2 separate regions of the Homo sapiens genome follow, and region 2 is linked to region 1. The links are chromatin loops, found by intact Hi-C in ENCODE. Cell type or tissue: endothelial cell of umbilical vein. All regions are shown on one strand. Links, peaks and the distances in the headings refer to the core of each region. The heading gives the core; the rest is flanking DNA. Region 1 holds the start of LNCOG (lncRNA osteogenesis associated). Region 2 has its middle 77 kb from the start of LNCOG.

Region 1 (10,832 bases), core at 3,688-8,687:
CTGTAATCCCAGCTACTTGGGAGGCTGAGGCAGGAGAATCACTTGAACCCAGGAGGTGGCAGTTGCAGTGAGTTGACATTGCGCCACTGCACTCCAGCCTGGGTGACAGAGCAAGACATCTCAAAAAAAAAATTATTACATATGTACATTTCCATAATCAATATATAGTATTGTTTTATATGCTTAATTTTCATATAGTATATAATTTTATTCTGTATATTTTTCACTCAAGATTTTTAATATTGAAACATGTTACATATACATCTAGCCTGTCAGTTTAATGATGGTATTCCATTATATGACATCACAGTTTACTGATTGATTCTTATAGCATGAAGCATTGTCTTTAATAGCAAAGAACTGAAAAAAGCATGTCTGCAAACAAAGATTAATGAATAAATAATGATATATCTATATCAGAATATATGCAGCTATTATAAAGAATGAGGGAAAGGCATTAACTTGGAAAGATGTCCATAATAAATTGCTAAGTATATATTTTTTTGTTAAAAAATCTAAAAAACAGAACCTATATTATATACTGTATATGCATATGAGTTCATATAAACATGGAAAAACATTCCCAATGGACAGCCAGTAAAGTGAATACTAACAGATTTACATGGCAGTGGATCTGGATGTGAGAGGAGGAGACCATACCGTGTTACTCTGTATACTTCTCTATCAGCAGTCCCCAACCTTTTTGGCACTAGGGACCAGTTTCGTGGAAGACAGTTTTTCCATGGGGAGGGGGCAGTTTGGGGATGAAACTTCCACCTCAGATCTTCAGGCATTGGTTAGATTCTCATAAGGAAAAGTACAAAAATTAGCCGGGTGTGGTGGTAGGTGCCTGTAATCCCAGCTACACAGGAGGCTGAGGCAGGAGAATCACTTAAACCCAGGTGGCAGAGGTTGCAGCGAGCCGAGATCGTGCCATTGCGTCCAGCCTGGGAGACAAGAGTGAGACTCCATCTCAAAAAACAAAAAAGGTTCTCATAAGGAGCGCAACCTAGATCACTCATATGCACAGTTCACAACAAGGCTTGTGCTCCTATGAGAATTAAATGCCACTGCTGATCTGACAGGAGGTGGAGCTCAGAAGGTAATGCTTGCTTGCCTACTGCTCACCTCTTGCTGTTCACTTCCTGCTGTGTGGCTGGTTCCTAACAGGCCATGCACTGGTACCAGTCCATAGCCTGGGGGTTGGGGACCCCGTTCTATATTGTTCAATTTAACATGTATTACTTTTATAGTTTAAAACAGCAATAATAATAAAGCATTAAATTAAAAAAATCGTGAACAATTTTTGCTTCAGATTCTTCTTTGTAGATGATTGGTCTTAACACAGCATCTCCCAAACATTCCTTCCTTCCCATGCCCACAAAAGTTCCAAGCTAATTCCCCATTCTTGTGCCAGATAATAAACTAATTTACACGAATGTGCGAATGGTTGATGTCATCTTCACTGTTACTCTTCACAGGGACATTTGAATATTTTGAACTGCTGTTGACAGGATGTAAGCTGTAACTTCCTTCATCTGAATCCTTCTCTAATTTCAGACAGAGTTGAGAGACTGTGGGAGCAGCTTTAGGGAAAGGAGTCCTTCTGGTAGCCCTCACTCTTGGACACATCACTGAACGCATACTCCAAGTACATGTGTCCAGCATCCATCAGGGGAAAGAGTCCCTGTACAGTTCCTTATGATTACAATTTCAGGGGTCCCTGTTTCTTTCCATGTTGAAAAATTAAAAGGAGTTTCTACAGGTGCATCATCCTGTTCCAATGGAATCATCCAAACAGATTCTAGGAGGACATATTTCATTTTCTGGGCAGCAAAGGCGGGAAGAGGATTTCATTTCTGTTTTCTTCCCCCTCACTACACATAAAGTTCCTGAATCTACAGAGAAATCGATGATTGCATTTTTACATTTCTCCTAGTGGACGGGCCACCCGGATTTATTCTGTGAAAATAGAACTGCTTGGACCATTCTCAACAAGCTGGGGCAAAGTGTCTATTAATAATGTTGGCAATATCTCCTAAGCTGATGTTCATGTCAGTGCTAATCCCCCTGAAAAGGCCCTGACATCCCAGGTCCTGCTTCTGATGGTAATAGTAGTTACAGGCATGCATTGAGGCAATTGCACATTCACAATGCCCAAGAACTGCTCCTGGAAATGTTTCTGTTGATAGGTTGGTGTTTTTCAGCAGACTCATTTGGGTACTTTGAGTTGTGGTGAAGATGTGTGAAAATGATTTCATCTACATTTCAGGGTTACTTTAAATTCTGGGGGGAAGTGCCGCCAGCAAGATTCTCGTCCCCACCTCACCCTACTGAGACCCTCACTTAAGGTCAAGAAGGCATCTGGTTGGCCCGAGCTGGATCCAGGGATTTGTTCTTATTTCTCTTGAGCTCAGTGCTGTCTTTGGCTCCTCACTGAATGTTGCTGCTTCGTGGATGTCCCCACAACAGAAACCCATTTAACAAAAAGAGAGAGCCAAGAATATGAGGGTCATCACAGCACTCTTCACCTATATCCTTTAGAACAGTGTTCTCATCTAGAGCCAATTTTGTCCCCCAGAGAACATTTCGCAATGTCTGGAGACATTTTTGGTCATCAGCACTGGGAGGTGGAGGAGCAGATGCTGCTGATATTTAGTAAATAGAGGTCAGGAATGCTGCTAAACATCCTACAATGTGAGGACAGCTCCCCACAACCAAGAACTATCCAGCCCCAAATATCAATGATGACAAAATCAAGACACTCTGCTTTGAATCAGTCTATTGCTGGGGTGTAAGTCAAGTCTCCAGGGGGACTAGAGATTTTCATGTACTTTACTCTCCATTCCAGAAACTAAATGGGACTGAGTGTCTCTTGAGTTCTGTGATACCAAATTAGCATTAGAATAAAATCTTTCACAAGCATTAGATACATCACCTTCAGAGAATATAAATGAGACATTTCTGAATCTGAATAAAGACATCTCTTTTGGTGTTATTGCAGCATTGGACTAAACAAGGTAGAACCGTGTCACAACTCCTCTCAAGGGTTATTACCTCCTTTCAAGGAGTAATCTGTGGGCCACTTGAATTAGAGTCGCCTGGAAAGCTTATTAAAAATGCTGACTCCTGAGCCCCATCCTCTGCCTACTATATCAGAATCTGAGAGTTCTACATTCTCTCCGCCCTCACCTCATCAGCCTCCACCACATAGGAATGACCAAATGCCTATGTGGTTCTTAGAACACTGCCTGACATCCAACAAATGTTAATGATTAATATTATTTACCATGATCATTGTTGGAGTATAACAAAAAATAAATATGTGGTCTTTATTCCTTCCTAAAACCCTTGGCATTTACTGTTGCTTGTATGCTACTTAGATGACTGTGGAGGCAACCTAGTTAGCTTCAGTATTGGGGCTGGTTGCCAGAAAAACTTTCTGATTAGAAGGTTAGAACTTTTAGCCCCATCCCCTGTCACACCTCTACACACAGGAAAGGGGTTGGAAATTGAGTGCAATTATCAACAGTCAATGATTTAATCAACTATGCCTACATGATGTGTGGTGGACATGGAAGGTATGAGCCTGCCCAGAAAAGACATGGACTCTCAGCATCCCAAGCCTCTATACCTTGCCCTAATGATCATCTCTCTCATTTGGCTTTTCCTGAATTGTACCCTTTATAAGTAAAGCATTTTCCTGAGTTCTCTGAGTCACTCTAGCGAATTATCAAACCCCAGTTGGTGGGGGGGAGTGTCATAGGAATCCCCAAACCAGTAGTCAGTTGGCCAGAAGTGTGGGTAGCCCTGGGACTTCATTTGTGGCTGACATCTAAAATGGGAGTAGGCTTGTGGTCCTGAGCCCTCAACCTATGAGGTCTGTGCTAACTCTGGGCAGTTAGTGTTAGAACTGGATTGAATTGTTGGGCACCAAGTTGGTGCTGGAGAATTGGAGAATTTGTTGTGTTGAAATGACATATTTGTTGTCATAAACACACACACACACACACACACACACATAACTATCTTAGCCTAAGTTACAAAGAAACCATGGGAAGAGAGAATGAATCAGATACCAAGATAATAATACAATAAAATATTTAATAATTTATAATATTAATAAAATCTTAATAGGATAACTTTTCAATAATATCTTCAGCAAGTTAGCATCTGTGTGGTGGCTCACATCTATAATCCCAGCACTTTGGGAGGTCAAGTTGGAAGGACTACTTGAGCCCAGGATTTCAAGACTAGCCTGAGTAGCATAGTAAGATATGCTATCGCGACAAAAAATTAAAAAATAAGCTGTGCATGGTGGTAGATGCCTGTGGACCCAGGCTGAGATCCCAGGTTGAGGATGCAGTGACACTGTCTCAGAAAAAGAAAGAAAAAGAAAGAATTTTCTTTTTTTTTTTTTTTTTTTTTTTGATGGAGTCTTGTTCTGTCATCCAGGCTGGAGTACAGTGGCGCAATCTCGGCTCACTGCAAGCTCCGCCTCCCAGGTTCATGCCATTCTCCCGCCCCGGCCTCCCGAGTAGCTGGGACTACAGGCGCCCACCACCACGCCAGCTAACTTTTTTGTATTTTTAGTAGAGACGGGGTTTCACCGTGTTAGCCAAGACTGTCTCGATCTCCTGACCTCATGATCCGCCCGCCTTGGCCTCCCAAAGTGCTAGGATTACAGGCATGAGACACCGCATCTGGCCCTTTTTTTTTTTCTTTCTAATGAGGTCTCACTATGTTGGCCAGGCTGATCTCAAACTCCTGGGCTCAAGTGATCCTCCCACCTTGGCCTCCCAAAGTGCTGAGATTACAGGTATGAGCCACCATACCCAGCTCACTTTTATTCTAATTTCTGATTCCATATTGATATTGTGCTTAGATATATCAACTGTAGAGACCCTATATTCAAAGCAAGATATTTTTAAAATGTCAGCCTCCCCCAGAATGTTCCAAGATATTAAAAGAGACATTAACTCAGAATCTTTATTTCATCAGGAAAAATTTCTTCTATAAACAGTTAGTAACTCCCAAGGGCTGTCACTGGTACAATACTAAGAATATTGCCTCTGCAGAAATAAATGAATAACACATTTTTAGATGTTGGAATGATGTTATCTGCACATTATCTGTGGGAGGACAGAAGAGTCTCCATAGTCTCTACACATCATTTGCTGCTGCTTCTTTTTTTTTTTCTTTTTTGAGATAGAGTTTCCCTCTTGTCACCCAGGCTGGAGTGCAGCGGCACGATTTCAGCTCACTGCAACCTCCGCCCCCCTGGGTTCAAGTGATTCTCCTGCCTCAGACTCCCAAGTAGCTGGGATTACAGGTTCCCACCACTATACCCAGCTAATTTTTGTATTTTTAGTAGAGATGGGGTTTCACTATGCTGGCCAGGCCGGTCTTGAACTCCTGATCCACCCGCCTCAGCCTCCCAAAGTTCTGGGATTACAGGTGTGAGCCACCGCACCTGGCCATCATTTGCTTCTCAATGGCAGAACAACAATATGTGAACAGCAAGAGAGAAAATGTAAGACTAATTGCTTCAGGAAAGATAACTTTGGTACTGCAATTTAGCCATGAGGGACAAGTCTTAGTGGACAGCTGGTTCTTCATCCATCGGAAGACTGTGGTCATCTGTTCATTCTACTCTTTCTTCTCTGTGGATGAAGTTTTCCGTCATTGTCTTCACACTACCTTGACTTTCTCTGGATTCTATTGACTTAGACAGATTACTGGCTCCTAGTGGACTACTGCATCTGAGCAAATGCTTACTCCCTATTTAATTGTACCTGTCTTTACCTATTTATTCAGAGGAGCCAGCTGCCCTGGACCCCATCCCAATCTCTGTCAAAGGTCACTCTACTTCCCAACCCAATGTATCCCACATTCCTAGAAGACAGAGGCTAGGGAGAGATTAGAAGAGAGAGGTTAGAATGCCAGGATTAAAAGGCAGCTTGTTTTCTTCTTTTTCACATGTCAAACTGTTAAATGCCATTAGGCCAACTCACTTCCCAGCATGTGACAAGGACACTGCTGGCAGGGAACATCTCCTTTCTCTGACCCTCTTTTGCTCTTCTTAATCCTCAAATATTGAAGTTTTTATCTTCAGCAAATGAAGAGGTAATTTAAACTGCTTACAGAGAGAAACCGAATGGGGGAAAGGGTATATGTTGTTAGTAACCCCCCACAGTTTAAGTGTTTTTAATTGTACATATAGGTTTTCTGTTAGAAAATGACTAGAATTTTCTAAGGCAGCACTGCCTAATAGAAATATAGTGTGAGCCACACAATATAATTTTTAAGTTTTTAGTAGTCATTAAAACAAGTAGAAAGATACCAGTGGAATTTTAATAACTGTATTTCTATACTGCTGCTCCTTCTATTGAATCTAACTTAAAATTCCATGTAACCCTCACATGTGGGTATGAAAAACATTAACAGGAAATGCTAATATAGGGAGTCAGTGAAGCTGGGGTAGGAAATTGATGATGTGATACCGGAAGTGATCTGGCAGGGCTTTAAAGTAATGCCAGAGGTCCTTCCAGGCAGTTCTCAACTTGCTCCTTGGCTGTTCTCCTGACACTTAAGTCAGAGCATTCTGTAGCTGTATTTTACAGAACTGTAATTGCACAGATTGTTCCTCTTACAAGAGAAATATCCAGAGCTCTAAGAAAACAACTGATGAAAACGGTATGTACCCATTTAAGAAAATCTGCCCTCGAGATATGATGTTATGATTTATTTGAATCTTACTGTGAATTAAAGCACTATCTCAGAAGGGTTTGCATTTAGATAATGACTGTGATTGTCATTTGGCTGGCTTGAAGAAATTCAAGAAATTTAAGCCATTTTTGAGCAGAGGAGGAATTAATATGGGGGGAAGAGTATCTTTCTGTTTCTCTGTTTGCTCTGATAGGGGCCACACAGGTCGTTGCATAAGGTAAACACTAACTGTGGGGCCCATGTGATTTGTTCAGCTTTAGAAAAATAATAAAGGGGCACAGTGAAGCAGAGGTGTGGTGCTGAGCACAGGTGATGGGGTAGAGGATGACAGAGAACAATATTTCAACAAATTGAATTTAAAGATCTCATTAGCTTTTATTAGCAATTATGAGTTGGTCAGCATCCCATTCATAAAATGGAAAGACATTCCTCCAGGGTTGGCAGAACAGTTGATTTCTGTAAGGTAGCTTAAGCAAGAAGGAAATGGTGTCATGCCAAAAGTGGGTTGGTTAACATCAGATGGCTTCAGTTAACTTTCCTTGTATGGGTTAAAGCAGAGGGCCTTTCATGTTATGTCAGCTCAGGTTGACTTGGTGGCTTTGGATTGGTTGCTGAGAATCTCCTAGATTTTTTTTTTTAACTGGCCCATTTCTAAATTCAGTTTAATTATGTGGAAGCTAGAATTTATTTCATTTTGATTTGGTCCCGGCTGATGGAGCCTAGTGCAGGAATCAGTCCAAAACAGTGGCCTCCCATATTTTTTTTTTTCCTTTTTTTTAGACTGAGTCTCACTCTGTTACCCAGGCTAGAGTGCAGTGGCATGATCTTGGCTCACTGCAATCTTCACCTCCCGGGTTCAAGCAATTCTCCTGCCTCAGCCTCCCAAGTAGCTGGGACTACAGGTTTATACCACCATGCCTGGCTAATTTTTGTATTTTTAGTAGAGATGGGGTTTCACCATGTTGGCCAGGATGGTCTTGAACTTCCCAGCCTCCAGAACTGTGAGCAACAACTTTCCATTGTTTATAAATTACCCAGTATATACTATTTTGTTATAACAGCCCAAATAGACTGAGTCATTCACTATTTTTTTTTTTTTTTGAGACGGAGTCTCGCTCTGCTGCCCAGGCTGGAGTGCAGTGGTGCAATCTTGGCTCACTGCAACTCTGCCTCCTGGGTTCAAGTGATCCTCCTGCCTCAGCCTCATGAGTAGTTGGGACTACAGGTGCCTGCCACCACGTCTGGCTAATTTTTGTATTTTTAGTAGAGATGGGGTTTCACCATGTTGGCCAGGCTGGTCTTGAACTCCTGACCTCAAATGAGCCACCCACCTCAGCCTCCCAAAGTGCTGGGATTACAGGCGTGAGCCAATGTGCTCATCCAGCTTCAATTTCCAACCCCTTTCCCTTGCATAGTGATAGGAGTGGTGGATGGGGCTGAAAGTTCTAACATTCTAATCAAAAAGTGCTGGGATTACAGGCACTTTTTGATTAGAAGTGCCCGGACCCATAAATAGTATTTAACAATGGTAACTATGGTAGGCAAACATCAAAGCACACTGTTGCATTTTTTGGAGATTCTCTAGGTAGGCATCCAACTCTGGGAAAACAGAGGAAGACCATCATCATCAGAAAATAAATGTTCTAAAAAACTGTCTCTGAAAAGTGTTGCTCTTTAGTCCCTTGCTCTCCATGCTGGAGTTAATGAGTGTGAAGTCCTTTGAGAGTTACCTGTGCAGTGGAAATGGAAGGAGGAAAGTGCTCATTTACCTTTAAGGGGACAAAAGTGGAGCTCCACAAACAGATGCAAAGCAGCTGGAAGAGGGGTAGGGAGGAGGACTTTTGTTTAGAGAGTTTCCTTTTTCCAGATCTACTTTAAGTCTTTAATCCATTTGGAGTTGATATTTGTATATGGTATGAGATAAGGATCTAATTTCATTCTTCTGCATGTGGATATGCAGTTTTTCCAGCACTATTTATTGAAGAGACTCTTCTTTCCCTATTGTGTATTCTTGGCACCATTGTTAAAGATCAGTTGACTGTAAATACATGGATTTACTTCTGGGATCTCTGTTTCACTGGTCTACATGTCTGTATTTGTGCCAATACCATGCTATTTGGATTACTATAGCTTTGTAGTGTATTTTGATATCAAATAGTATGATGCTTCCAGCTTTTTTTTTTTTTTCTCTCAATATTGCTTTGGCTACTCAGGGTCATTAAGGATCCCATATGAATTTTAGAATTATTTTTTCTATTTCTGTAAAAAACACTGGAGTTTTGATAGAGATTGCATTGAATCTGTAGATTGCTTTATGTAGATAGTATAAACATTTTAACAATTCTTCCAATCTGTAAACATAGGGTATCTTTCCATTATTGGTGTCTTCGATTTCTTTCATCAGTGTTTTATAATTTTAACTGTACAGATCTTTCATGTCAGTTAAATTTATTCCTAAGTGTTTATTTATATTTTTATTTTTATTTTTATTTTTTTGAGACAGGATCTTGCTCTGTTGCCCAGGCTGGAATGAAGTGGTGCAATCACAGCTCACTGCAGCCTCAATTTCTTGGGCTCAAGCAATCCTCCCACCTCAGCTCCCCAAGAAGCTGTATCTACAAGTGTACACCATCACACCTGGCCAAATTTTAAAATTTTTGTAGAGACAAGGTCTCACTATGTTGCCCAGGCTGGTCTCCTGGGCTCAAGCAATCCTCCTACCTCAGCCTCCCAAAGTGCTGAGATTACAGGTGTGACCCACTCCACCCAGTACTAAGTTTTTTTTTTTTTTTTTTTTTTTTTAATTAAAGCTATTGTAAACGGGATTGTTTTCTTGATTTCATTTTCAGATAGGCTGTTAGTGTATAGAAATGCAGCTAATTTCTTTATGTTGATTTTGTGTCCTGCAACTTTACTAAATTTATGTATTAGTTCTTATAGATTTTTGGTGGAGTCTTTAGGGTTTTCCATATATAAGATCATGTTATCTGCAGAGGCAATTTCACCTTAATGGAAAAGACCAAAGTAATTTTTACTCTTCCTAACCTTTCATAGTAATAAATGACATTTATCGAGAGCCCACCACACAGCAGGCACTGTTCTAAGCACTTCACAGGGATCATCACATCAAATCCCCACAATAACCCTTGCGGTTAGCACTGCCATTATTATCATTTTGGAGATGAGGATTGCCCACCACTCTACCAGCAAGTGGCAGATCTAGAGTAGATAGGAGTGCTGTATTTGGAAGAGCACGTTCCTGGGGTAAGAGTCACAGTCCTGCCTTGTTCCTGACTAGTAAATGAGACTCTGAGGACCTGGATGGCTTCACACAAAAGTACAGAGTAGGCTGAGGGCTGAAATGAAATCATGGTTGAGATATTCTAGACCCCTTTCATCAAGTTCTTAAAAGCCCGTACTCTCCTTAGAATAAAAGGAGTTTAAAGGGAGAAACAAGCAATAGAACTATTTTCTTCCATTTTTCTAAAATTTTATTATTTTCTAGATCAATAGTCTTATACTCTCAACTCTTTTAAGGAAAGAGGTTATAGGATATTTTGTATAGGTCAACAATCTCTTGTCAGAAATGGTTTTGGCTGGATAATTCATAATTTAGAATTTTAGAGATTTTTAGAAAGGTTATACATTCATATATTATATTTTACATAATACCAGCAGTGGAGTCTGCGGATGATATGGACTGAATTGTATCCCCTCAAAATTCATATGTTGAAGCCCTCAACTCCTGTAATGGTTAATTTTATGGGTCAAACTGACTAGGCTACGGGGTGCCCAGATTAAACATTACTTCTGGGTGTGTCTGTGAGAGTGTTTTCAGATGAGATTAGCATTTGAATTGGTGGACTCAGGAAAGTAGATTGCCCTTGTCAATATGGGGAGGCCTCATTCAACCCGTTGAAAGCTTGATAGAACAAAAGCAGAGGAAGGGATTTGTCCCCTTCCTGCCTGCATGCTGGAGCGGGAACGTCGGTCTTCTCCTGCCTTTGGACTGGGATTCACAGGATCATAAGAAATGATACGGATTAAAAATTATTTTTTTTATAAAATTAAATAAAAACCAAACTTTCTCCTGTCATTCGTTT
Region 2 (10,832 bases), core at 3,494-8,493, 76 kb before region 1:
ACTGGGGCCATCCATGCAATGTATCATCAATGACCCTAGTAGTTTGGAATTCTTTAGGACTGCTATCTGGAATAAACAGGGATTCTCTTGCTAAGGAGGACAGGGAGAATGGACACTGGAGCTGTCAGCTAGTGACATTGCCACATGTGGTGCAAATCCCACACCAGGGCTTGCACCACTAGTGAGGACTTAGGTGCTTTGCCTCTGGGATAGGCAGAGCTGCTGGGAATGGGACTTCTCACCCATGGTGTGTACCCAGGTGGTACCTTATTTTACTTTCTGAGCCTGGGTTTTCTCACATGCAAATAGAGATAATAATAATGCTTGGTTCTTCGTAGCATTGTTGTGAGAATTAAATGAGACACAAAGCAGCTTAGCATGGCACCTGGCCCATAGCAGGGACCCAGAAAATATTGGTAATTATTATGCATCCGGTTGGGCTGAACTTCGTGGCGTTTATTTTTTGCCCAGATTAACCAATTTATCTTTCCCACAATTTACAAAAAAGGAACATGCCCTAGAAACAGGTCAGTTCATGGTGAGGCACAATTATCTAAGAAGGTCACCTTTAAAAGTATTTGAATAAAACTTGGTATCTGTAGGTACAGAGACTGGTCTTTTGCCATCTGTCTCCATAGCTGTCATTTATTTTTTCCCCCTTTTGTATAACTGGGCTATTTCATTAGACTTAATGCCCACTGAAAGTAACAGCTGCCAAGTGCTATTGTTGCTTCACATGGTTCTTGACAGCATTGTGAGCTCATTTTTTCACCTGCTGCCAAGCTAAAGAATGATCAGAATTTGCTTTTTGTTTTGTTCCAGCCTTGGTGTTTATAAATATGAAAAGAGGCGTAGTGTAGATTCAGGGCGAAGTCAGTTTTTTAAATGATGTGAAGGCTGACTTTGCATGCGAATGAGAAATTGTGGGCAGGATGCCTGGCAAAGGAGGCCAGGCAGGGAGGTGTCACCACTGGCTTGGTTGCCTGGTCCTGTGAAACACCTCTGTCCATAAGTAAGCTCTTGGGTATCTGACACCCTCCGGAAATACCCCTAAACTCTAGGACCTCAGCAAGGAGGAACTTACAGAGCCCAGTTGGCTCTGCAAGAAGTCAACCATCTCCTAGTTCTGCTCTAACTTTAGGTACTGGTTCTAGCAATGTAACTGAGTCCTAATATTACTCCTCTGACCTTAGATTTCCCCTGATATTCCAGTTCTTCTTCCAAGATTGAGTGCTGGCCAGGGCCCTATCCCTTCAAACAGGGACAGGGATCCTACTCTTGACCGTCAGCTCTGTGGCTGGGACCTTGCTAATTCATGCCAGAATTTTCTGATGCCACCAGTGGTTTGCCACAAAATTCTGTGTTATTGTATTCTTCCTAATTTCCTGAACCTACACCTCTTGATGACTGGTTTAGGTAACCGCCCATCACCTGTCTCTTCCTTACACTCACTAGAGCTGTGTTTAGCCAGCCTGCCTGAAAGCCCATTCCAATTTGGTTCAGCACCATGGACCAGGAGTAGTTATAGGTCCTGGACCCCCTAGAAGTTTTTTTGCCAGTGCGTATCAAGTGTCAATTTTGACATGGGCCCCTACCCAAGTCTGTCACTAGTTATATGACTCTGGATAAATATCATAACCGAGAAGCCACACCCCATGTTACCTATAGGGACCAGGTGATAAGATAGATCAGTCCAACTGGCTGGGGATCTGGGTGCAATGGCTCACACCGGTAGTCCCACATACTCTGGAGGCAGAGGTGGGAGGATCACTTGAGCACAGGAGTTCAAGGCTGCAGTGAGCTATGATCACATCACTGCACTCCAGCCTGGGCCATAGATCAAGACCCTGTCTCTAAAATAAAAAACAAATGAATAAAATAAAAAATAAAAACCAAACTGGCTGGGTATGGGACACAATAAACTAGATTGTCATCTTCATTAAGCCCTGGATGGTTATTGTGATGCCAGACTATGGGCCTCTTGTTGCCAGGTCTCCAGATTTTCAAAAGAAGTTAGAAAACCAGGTGCACATGTGTGTGTGCATGTGTGCATGCATGCCATCTTCTGGTTTTTCAGTCTTCACAATGAATTCATACTCTAACTGAGACTGTGCAGGCCAAGTTTGGCCTTTGAGTTGCCAGTCTGCAAGTGCTTCATCATGACCTCTCTGTGCCACAGATCCTCCTCTGTGAAAAAGGGGATGCTTTTCTGCATAAAATGTAGGATTCCCTACAGCTCTGACATCTTTGTGATTCAGTGACTCCTTTCCTTGACTTATCTCTAGCCCTTTGGGGACTTCCCTGGCATGGGTGTTCTTTTGGAAATTGGTAATATACTGCCATACTAGGTCAGTCTCCCTTCTCCTCTCTCTGTCCATTCTCCCTGAAGCTCCTGAATGCCTCAGGAAGATTTCTAAAAAGCTGTTCTAGCCGCAGCTTGGTAATGGATACTCTAAAAGTTGTTCTCCATGGCTTGGTAGTCCAGTTTACTTAATGCGCTTGCTTTTTTATGATAAACTTGTGGGTTTGTTCCGGGTGACTCTATTCTATTTCATGGACACAGAATGCATCCTTCTCTCCCCAGCTACATCTCTAATGCTGTCTGTTGAGAGGAAGAGTCTGAACAGCAAAAATCTATCATAGCGACCAGGGAAACCACTAAACATTGTTTTGAGAATTGAGATTACTCACTTTTCTGGGTTCTGGCCTGTGGGATTAAGGCATTGAGCTTTATGGTCACTAGTGTAAAAGAAAAACCTGAGCACACTTCAGAATGAGAGGATGTTAGAATGGAACTCCTCCTGCCTCTGTTTAAATGGAGGGGACGCTATGATAGATGTCAGATACCAAAGTGAGTGAGACAGGCACTCCCTCTCCCAATTAGAACATTTAAGAGGAAATGTCTTCAAGAATCTGTTCCACCGTCCTTGAACTGCACCAAAAGATCAAGATAGACAGAAAGGCTGGGGTGGGGTGGGTGTAGTGGATATTGCTGATACCCCTTCAGAGCACTTTGACCCGTGGCCCTACCCTCTCCCACCCACCAGCTCCTGAGAGTTTGTCTCCTACAATTCTCAGCCACCCCCTTCTCTGGCGAATTGCACATTGTCAGACAACCTTGGCCCGCAAAACTTAATCCTACTAGCAGGAGGAAATAAACTGAATTCCTTGCCCCAAAGTAGGACGGTGTTTGTGATGTGCTTTGGGCTGCAGAATTTTCCCTGTGGGATGAGACTTAAGCTAGTCTCTAGCTGGGGTCTTGCTTGGTCTGCAAGTGCTGGACCCCCGATCCCCACCACCTTTCCCCCCACTTTATCCTTTTCTTCATTCCACTTCTAATGAGAACACTTCCTCAGTAAGTCACTTAAACAAGAATCCTCACTTCAAGCTCTGCTTCTAGGGAGACTGACCTAAGACAGAGGAGGTGCACCTGCTGGAGAGTGGTGGTATACCTTGAAGACAGGGACTTCATGGCAACTACAGGCAGAGCTTTAAGTGCTCCCTGCAACCAAGAGAGAAAAACGGCTAGTCCCTCACTCAGGCTTGAGGAAGGAAAAGTGAACTGTGAATGGTGTCTTGAAGCTCTAGAGGCAACTGCCTCAATGGTGGAACCAGCAGTGTGCTGCTGCCTAGAGATGTGCCTGACTCCATATGGTAGGGAGATAAGGGATCCAGGAGTGTCTCATGGGCCAGTGTGGGCCAAGAAGAGCAGTGTGGGTGTTAAAACATTATTCATGATGCTTGGTAAGATGGTAAGGAAGACTGTATTTAAGGGAGGCCATAGCGACATGGATTGGGACCACAGAAATGGGGTCTTGTAGTGGGGGAGAGAGAATGGACTTGATTTCCCTTCCTTCCTTCCTTCTTTCCTTCCTTCCTTCTTCCTTTCCTTCCTTCCTTCTTCTCTTCCTTCCTTCTTTCCTTCCTTCCTTCATTCTTTCCTTCTTTCCTTCCTCTCTTTCTCTCTTTTTCTCTCTTTCTCCCTTTCTCTTTCTTTCTCCCTTCCTTCCTTTCTCCCTTCTTATCCTCTCTTTTCTTTTTTCTTTTCTATTTTCTTTTCTTTTCTTTTCTTTTCCTTTCCTTTCTTTTCGACAGTCTTGTTCTGTTGCCCAGGCTGGAGGACAGTAGGGAGATCATGACTCACTGAAGCCTCGAACTCCCCGGGCTCAGGTGATTCTCCCACCTCAGCCTCCCGAGTAGCTGGGACTACAGGTGCATGCCACCACTCCTGGCTAACTTTTGTGGAGATGGGGTTTGGCTATATTGCCCAGGCTGATTCCAAACTCCTGGGCTCAAGCAATTCACCTGTCTTAGCCTCCTAAAGTGCTGGGATTACAAGCATGATCCACTGAGCCCAGACTTCGGCTTGACTTTAATTCCAACAAGGACAAGTGGGGATTTATAGCCACGGAGCAGGATAGGAGTCAGTGGATGGAAAGTGACTAAGAGGAGAGATCAGGTTTAAGGGAGATTCTTGCTAGATGGACTCAACAGAATTCTTGCTGAAGGTATACTGGGTGCAGTGGCTCCCACCTATAGTCCCACCTATTTGGGAGGCTGAGGATTGAGGATCACTTGAGGCCAGGAGTTCAAGACTGTATTGTGCCATGATTACACCTATGCATAGCCACTGCATCCCAGCCTGGGCTACATAGAGAGACCCTGTCTTAAAAAAGAAAAAGAAAAAAAAGTATTCTTGCTTAAGGCAGGCCAGGGTAAGATATTGAAGGTGGTCAGATACCCAGTGTGGAGAATTTTCACTAACCTGACTTAGCAGGATTCTTCCTCTAACTGGATTCTACAAAGACAGAGAAGGAAACCCAAGGTCTGGCCTAGTCAGAAAAGACCCAAGGCAGCCTGACTCAAGCTTGGCCAAAGAAGAGAGCCTTTGTCAGGAGCTCTTTTTGTCAACTAGGCTGCCTGGAGGGGCCTATGTATCTTGAGGTGAAGAAAGTGTCACAAATGGCCATTGAAAGAGTTCAGAAAGTGCTACCCCAAAATATGCTACTTTGGCATATTAATTATTTTGAACTAAAGGCAACTGAGAATGAGCCAACAAAGGAAAAGCCCTTTACTTTCCCCTCAGCTGCCTAAACTAAAGCATAAGTTTTCTCATTTAAAGGAATTTTATTTTATTTTTTGAGACAGTCTCACTCTGTTGCCCCGGCGTGATCTCAGCTCACTGCCACCTCTACCTCCCAGGTTCAAGCGATTCTACTGCCTCAGCCTCCCGAGTAGCTGGGATTACAGGTGCGTGCCACCACACCTGGCTACTTTTTGTATTTTTAGTGGAGACAGGGTTTCCTCATGTTGGCCAGGCTGTTCTTGAACTCCTGACCTCAAGTGACCTGCCTGCCTCAGCCTCCCAAAGTGCTGGGATTACAGGCGTGAGCCACCGCGCCCAGCCTAAAGGAATTTTCTAAAGACATTTTTATTACTAAAGATATCTTTTATTACTAAAGATATCAGTACCAGAAAGAGAGCTACTCCTAGACAACTTTTCTCACCTGAGAGACGCTTATCTGCACCACACGACAACCTTTATTCACCATACATTTCCTCTCCTCTTCCCATAATTTGTCTCCACCCATCTTCCCACCCAGAAATTCTAACCCCTATTCCTCTCTGTAGCTCCTGATAATATATGAGTTTCAATCATCTGACCCCTTCCTTGAGTCTTATATTTTTGTGGGTCTCCTGTGTGTGCAGACACAATTCAATTTTTTTTCGCCTGTTATTCTGTCTTATTTCAGTTAAATTCTTGGACCAGTCACAGATTCCAGAAAGGTAGAAGAAAGCATTTTTCCTTCCTTGCACCACCCAAAGGAGAGCATGATCAGCCCAGGTCAAGGGAAGAGCAAGAAACTCTGAAGAACCCATGAAATCTCCCATGAGAAAAGAATCAACTGCTACCCTCTCTTGTTCTCATCCAAGGTTTCCCACTTCAACCATTACCAAGTTCAGCCAAGTAACAGTGTCATATTTTCTTCCTTTTCCTCCCTCTCCCTATTTTGACCCCAGCCAGAGAGAAATCACAGGTGGCACAGGTGAGCTGGGAGAAAAGAGAGAACGGAAGGATCACAAACTCCTTCCACATGCAGGCTTTCGACACAAGCCCAGGCTGGAGAAGAGGTGATGGTTTAGCCCTGATCTCACGTTTGGATTTTTTATTATTATGTGAGACCAACTATATTAACTTTCTAAAATAGGATTGTTTTACAACTAAAAGTGACTAACACTGAGAGTGGCCCAAGACTCTCCATGAACAAGAAAAGTTTGTCTCCACTGATAAGAGTTTAAAATGATGGAGCAAGACAAATATAGTGTTTGGATCACATTCTATGGGTCATGCTTGTACAACATATGGTTACATAAGCACAGAGCAGCAGGGACTTCCCACCGCTTCCCTAAGAGAAGCCCTGTACTGATTCTGTCAGCTGCATTCTCAGCCTTGGCTCCTGGGATAAAAATGTCTATTGGATGAGGATCTGAAACATCAGATTCTGAAACTTTTTGTCTGGGAAAGTGCCAGGTGACTCAGAGCTGCGTAATGTAACGAAATGAGTCAGATCATCTCTCAATGTGCTCTAAATGAATCTGCTGTCTTTAAAATGGTGGCAGCCTTTCTCCATGGTCCTGGTTGGAAATAAGTACGTTCATTTATTCATTCATGTTTGAGCAGCTATCAGGTACTGAAGATTAAAAAAACAATGAAACACAGGCATAAGCTGCAATGATACAATCTGCTTTGTGCTCTTCTTTTAGTGCAGAGGAGGAAATGACTCTAACAGAGATGGTAATTAAAATGAGGCTTGATCAGGAACTGCTAAAATTGGTAGATCTCAACCTCACTGGTGTGTTTGGAATCACCTGAGGTTCCTTGAAAATACCATCTTTTACCCTTGAGAGATTCTGATTCATTGGTTTGGGCTTCTGTTTGGGCATCAAAATTTATTTAAAAAATTCCCCAGATAATTCTAATGTGCAGTCAAGATTGTGAACCCTTGCCTACATAAACATAACAAATCTAAGTACCAAGGTGCCAAGATGATAATAGGTGTATTAACATTTTATTTTTATATGAATTAGACATTTTCAGCTTATGAAATGAAAGCCAGGGATAAATATTTTAATGTGTGCATGAGCCTTTGACAATCTTTTGTATTCCTCTTCAGATATCTAATTTATTAATAAAAGAAACACTAGCACATGTTACCACCTATCAGAGAGCACATTTTTTCCAATGATCTTTATAGATTATCATTTTTCACTTTTCTGTAAAATCTGTTTTTACTAATAGACTCTGGTCTTGAACTAGTCTATAAAAACAAAGTTCATACATTAAAATGTTGAGTAGAATATTAATAAGACATATCTATTAGTTCATAAGAAACAATCTTTTAATTTTTCTTGGAGGTTTCAGTATCTCTGATGCAATAGTAGAGGCTGCCTTAAAAACTAAAATAATATTCATTTCTGCTGGATCTTTGAGTAAAATATAAAAGAAAAAAAGAAAAAAGAAAATCAAATAATAATATACAAGATGCCAAAACTTCAAATTAATTCGCCAGCTTGCTCCTGGGTGTCAGTTATAGAAAGAAAAGATGAAAAAAATTCCAAGATTTTATACAAATTTACTATATGTTTTTGTTTTAAAAATCATATTAGAACTAAAGGTGAAAATTAGTCAGTTGTAACTTCCGGGTCCATCACTAGCCATGTAATTTGTTTTATACTCTGAAGGCAAATGTCCAGTGTGAAATAATACCAGGTACTTACCTCAGGTAACTTCAATTGTTTAAAAACACCCACACCCACACGCACCAATGTCCATGTGGTAGCCACATGTGGGAGTGATTCTTGCCTATTCCATCAGTAACATTTAGAAGGGGTAGAAAATTGATGTTTTTTCCTTTTTATATCATTACGTACATTGTCTTCAAAGTATTTTTTAAGTTCTCTAAATCAATTTTTTCTACCCATCTCTCTCTTTAAAGTGGTCTTTTCTTTCTGATTTTTTGTTTCCCAGTCTCCCTTCCCTCTCCTCCCCTCCCCTCTGCCCCCTTCCTTTTCTCTCTCTCTCTCTCTCTCTTCTTTCTTTCTTTCTTTTGAGACGAGAGTCTCACTCTGTCACCCAGGCTGGAGTGCAGTAGCACCATCTCAGCTCACTGCAACCTCTGCCTCCTGGGTTCAAGCGATTCTCATGCCTCAGCCTCCCGAGTAGCTGGGACCACAGGCGTGCACTACCACGCCTGGCTAATTTTTGTATTTTTAGTAGAGATGGGGTTTCACCATGTTGGCCATGCTGGTGTTGAACTCCTGACCTCAGATGATCTGCCCACCTCGGCCTCCCAAAGGGCTGGGATTACAGGTGTGAGCCACTGTACCTAGCTCCCAGTCTTTCTTTCTATTAATCAAACTGTATTCTCAGTGATAATAGTGGCCCCTCCACTCACTTAGTCCAATCTTTCATTCATTAATCCACTATTTGTGATATGACAATTAATTCTATTATAATCAAATGTCCTGCTGCAGATAATGGCTTGTGACATCAAAATTTTGGAAAGAAAAGACTTGTTGATTTCTTTACTGATAGATTGAGTATCTTGCTTCATATTCCAACTCTCTTTGAGCAGAGTTTAATCAACAGGGCAACTTCTTGGTATATAACAAAACCCGACGCTAGTGTCCCTGGGCAGTCTCTCTTACCTGCCACCTTCTCTTCACCCCCACTTCTCACTAGTCCCTTTCACCAGGTGGCTGGGAACCTGTGATAAACCAGAGTAAAATGCTTAACTACATTAGGAGGTTGAAGAATCTGCATCATAAACTGTTCTGTTTTCAGCAGGTATTTCTTTTTAAAATTCTTTCCGCCATTCTTTTTTGCCTTCCCCTCTTTACTCCCATTGTCTTATTCTTCTATGTATGTTTTTTTTGTTTGTTTTCTTCCTTCCTCTTTCATCCATCTCCTGTACCAACCTATGTCACAGCCAGAGATCTTCGGGCATTATTGACCGTCACCAGTAGCCCCAATGCCTTCTGAGAAGTCCCTCGCCTGTCAGTTCTTTCAGCACAAATTAATGGAGGGCTGAGACACTTAAAGATGTAAGTCCTGAAAGTCACAGGGGTGCCAGGGGGAAGCTATGCTCTGTGAAATGTGACCACAAAAGGATGCAATGGATTTTCGTCACAGTCGTTTCTGAGACTGTTTCAAAAGTGAATATCCCAGGATGTTTGAGGTATTGGTATAAAAGCTGGAGCCCCTCAAGGCCACTATTTTGAAATAAACAGTACTAATTTGCATGTGTGTCAGAAGGAAAAGAATTAATGTGTGGAGGTTCCCTGTCATTCCCTTTCTTCTTGTGCCAAAGAGAATTCTGAGTTGTTCTATTTGGCTTTCTGCCCCATCCCCAAGGTAGATCTTAGATCTTTTTGATGGAGAACAGGGAGATAAGGGGAAAGAGAAGAGAAACACTACCTCAGAGAAGAGTTTTCCTAGAAATTGATAAGATGTGAAGCAGTAGCTGCTGCAATGAGGGAGGAAGTACAGGAGAGGGGAGGAGGATGACGATGGGCAATGTTCATATCTCCCTTTGTGGTCTTGGTATCTCCTTCAAAGTATTCAGGAAATGCAAGTAAAGAATGTAAATTATTAAAAAATTTCTTTGACTGTGACACTGCCCTGAGGCTGAGCAGAGAGATGGCTCCATAAATTGAATAGATCTTTGCTAAACCAACTAAATAACCCTGATTTCTACTCTGGTTGATGAAATCCAGTCTTGTTCCATTATCATTACACCTTGTATATAACATGGGTGACACAAGCCACAGCTCATCAGACCAAGGACAGACATTTACAGGTCTTTGGTTGATTCTTGTCCTTGAAGTCTTCAGGACATGGGGTGCTCCTTGCTATTTCTTACTTGCCACAAGTGGAAATGGTTTCTTAATAATTATTCCAGAAAATTCTCACAATCCCATAAAGGAAGAGTAATACTGATACAATTTCACTCATCTATCACCATTATGTATGCTAAAAAATAAAAGAAAGAAAGTTTTAAACCATGACTGTCACAAACCTCTTTTGTCATTAAAAAAGCACTGTTATGAAAATCAACATTGTATATCATGTTCTTCAGTCCAGTGCTTTGTCACTGAAAGGCAGTTGCCAGCCTGGGCAACACAGCAAGACCCCATCTCTGCAAAAAATATAAAAACTAGGCAGGCTTGGGAGGCTGAGGTTTGAGGATCACTTGAGCCCAGCAAATTGAGGCTCAGTTAGCTATGATTGTGCCTGTGATTGTGACTGGGCGACACACAAGCCTGGGCAACACAGCAAGACCCTGTCCCTGTCTCAAAAAAAGAAAAAAGAAAAGAAAGGCAGTTGCCAAAATATTTACCATAGTGTGGCAATAAAATAATCCAAGTGTTCTCTACCATGGGAGTGAGTTGGTAAGATATCTAATACTGGTAAAGTAGATTCCAGATTGTCCCTAACGAGTGTCCTCCCCCTCCTCACCTCTGTCTCCCCAGTTTTCAGGCAAGTCTGGAGGCCTAGTGGGGTCTAGTTTTATAAGTGACCAAGGAACTCCCAAGGTAGAAAGAACTCATCCTAAGGCACCAAAGAAGCAGACAAGTTGGATTTAAGGACAACAGCAAGTCAGAGGGGAGGGGTGATTCTGAGTCTCACACAGGATCTGTCATTTAGATTTTACTTTAGATTCCTATCTGAGCCCTAGAGTAAGAGAAGATTGAAAAAAAAAGTGAGTAATCCACTAAAAGAGCTTTTGAGCAGATGCAGCATCCTCATGCAGTTTCTGTTGTTTTGGGCA

Evidence for each region. Peaks named below come from ENCODE experiments on the same cell type or tissue, not always from the same donor. Only the 100,000 strongest peaks of a DNase experiment are listed, where the experiment ranks them.
Region 2: it touches region 1 in a loop (6-fold over the local background); 3 of 110 quality-filtered maps call a loop at or near these places.

Annotation. Positions count from the first base shown.
Region 1 is chr12:76,253,286-76,264,117 of GRCh38, forward strand. LNCOG (lncRNA osteogenesis associated) reads left to right here and starts at 6,598. Exons shown (of 4, transcript NR_146531.1): 1 at 6,598-6,696. In endothelial cell of umbilical vein, for the core only: no CTCF peak of the experiment used is centred there; DNase peaks (open chromatin) are centred at 6,026, 6,496 and 7,216; H3K4me3 peaks cover 361 bases; H3K27ac peaks cover 3,205 bases.
Region 2 is chr12:76,177,152-76,187,983 of GRCh38, forward strand. No RefSeq gene overlaps it. Among named protein-coding and RNA genes, the nearest start is that of LNCOG, 77 kb to the right of the region's middle. In endothelial cell of umbilical vein, for the core only: no CTCF peak of the experiment used is centred there; a DNase peak (open chromatin) is centred at 6,520; H3K27ac peaks cover 1,242 bases.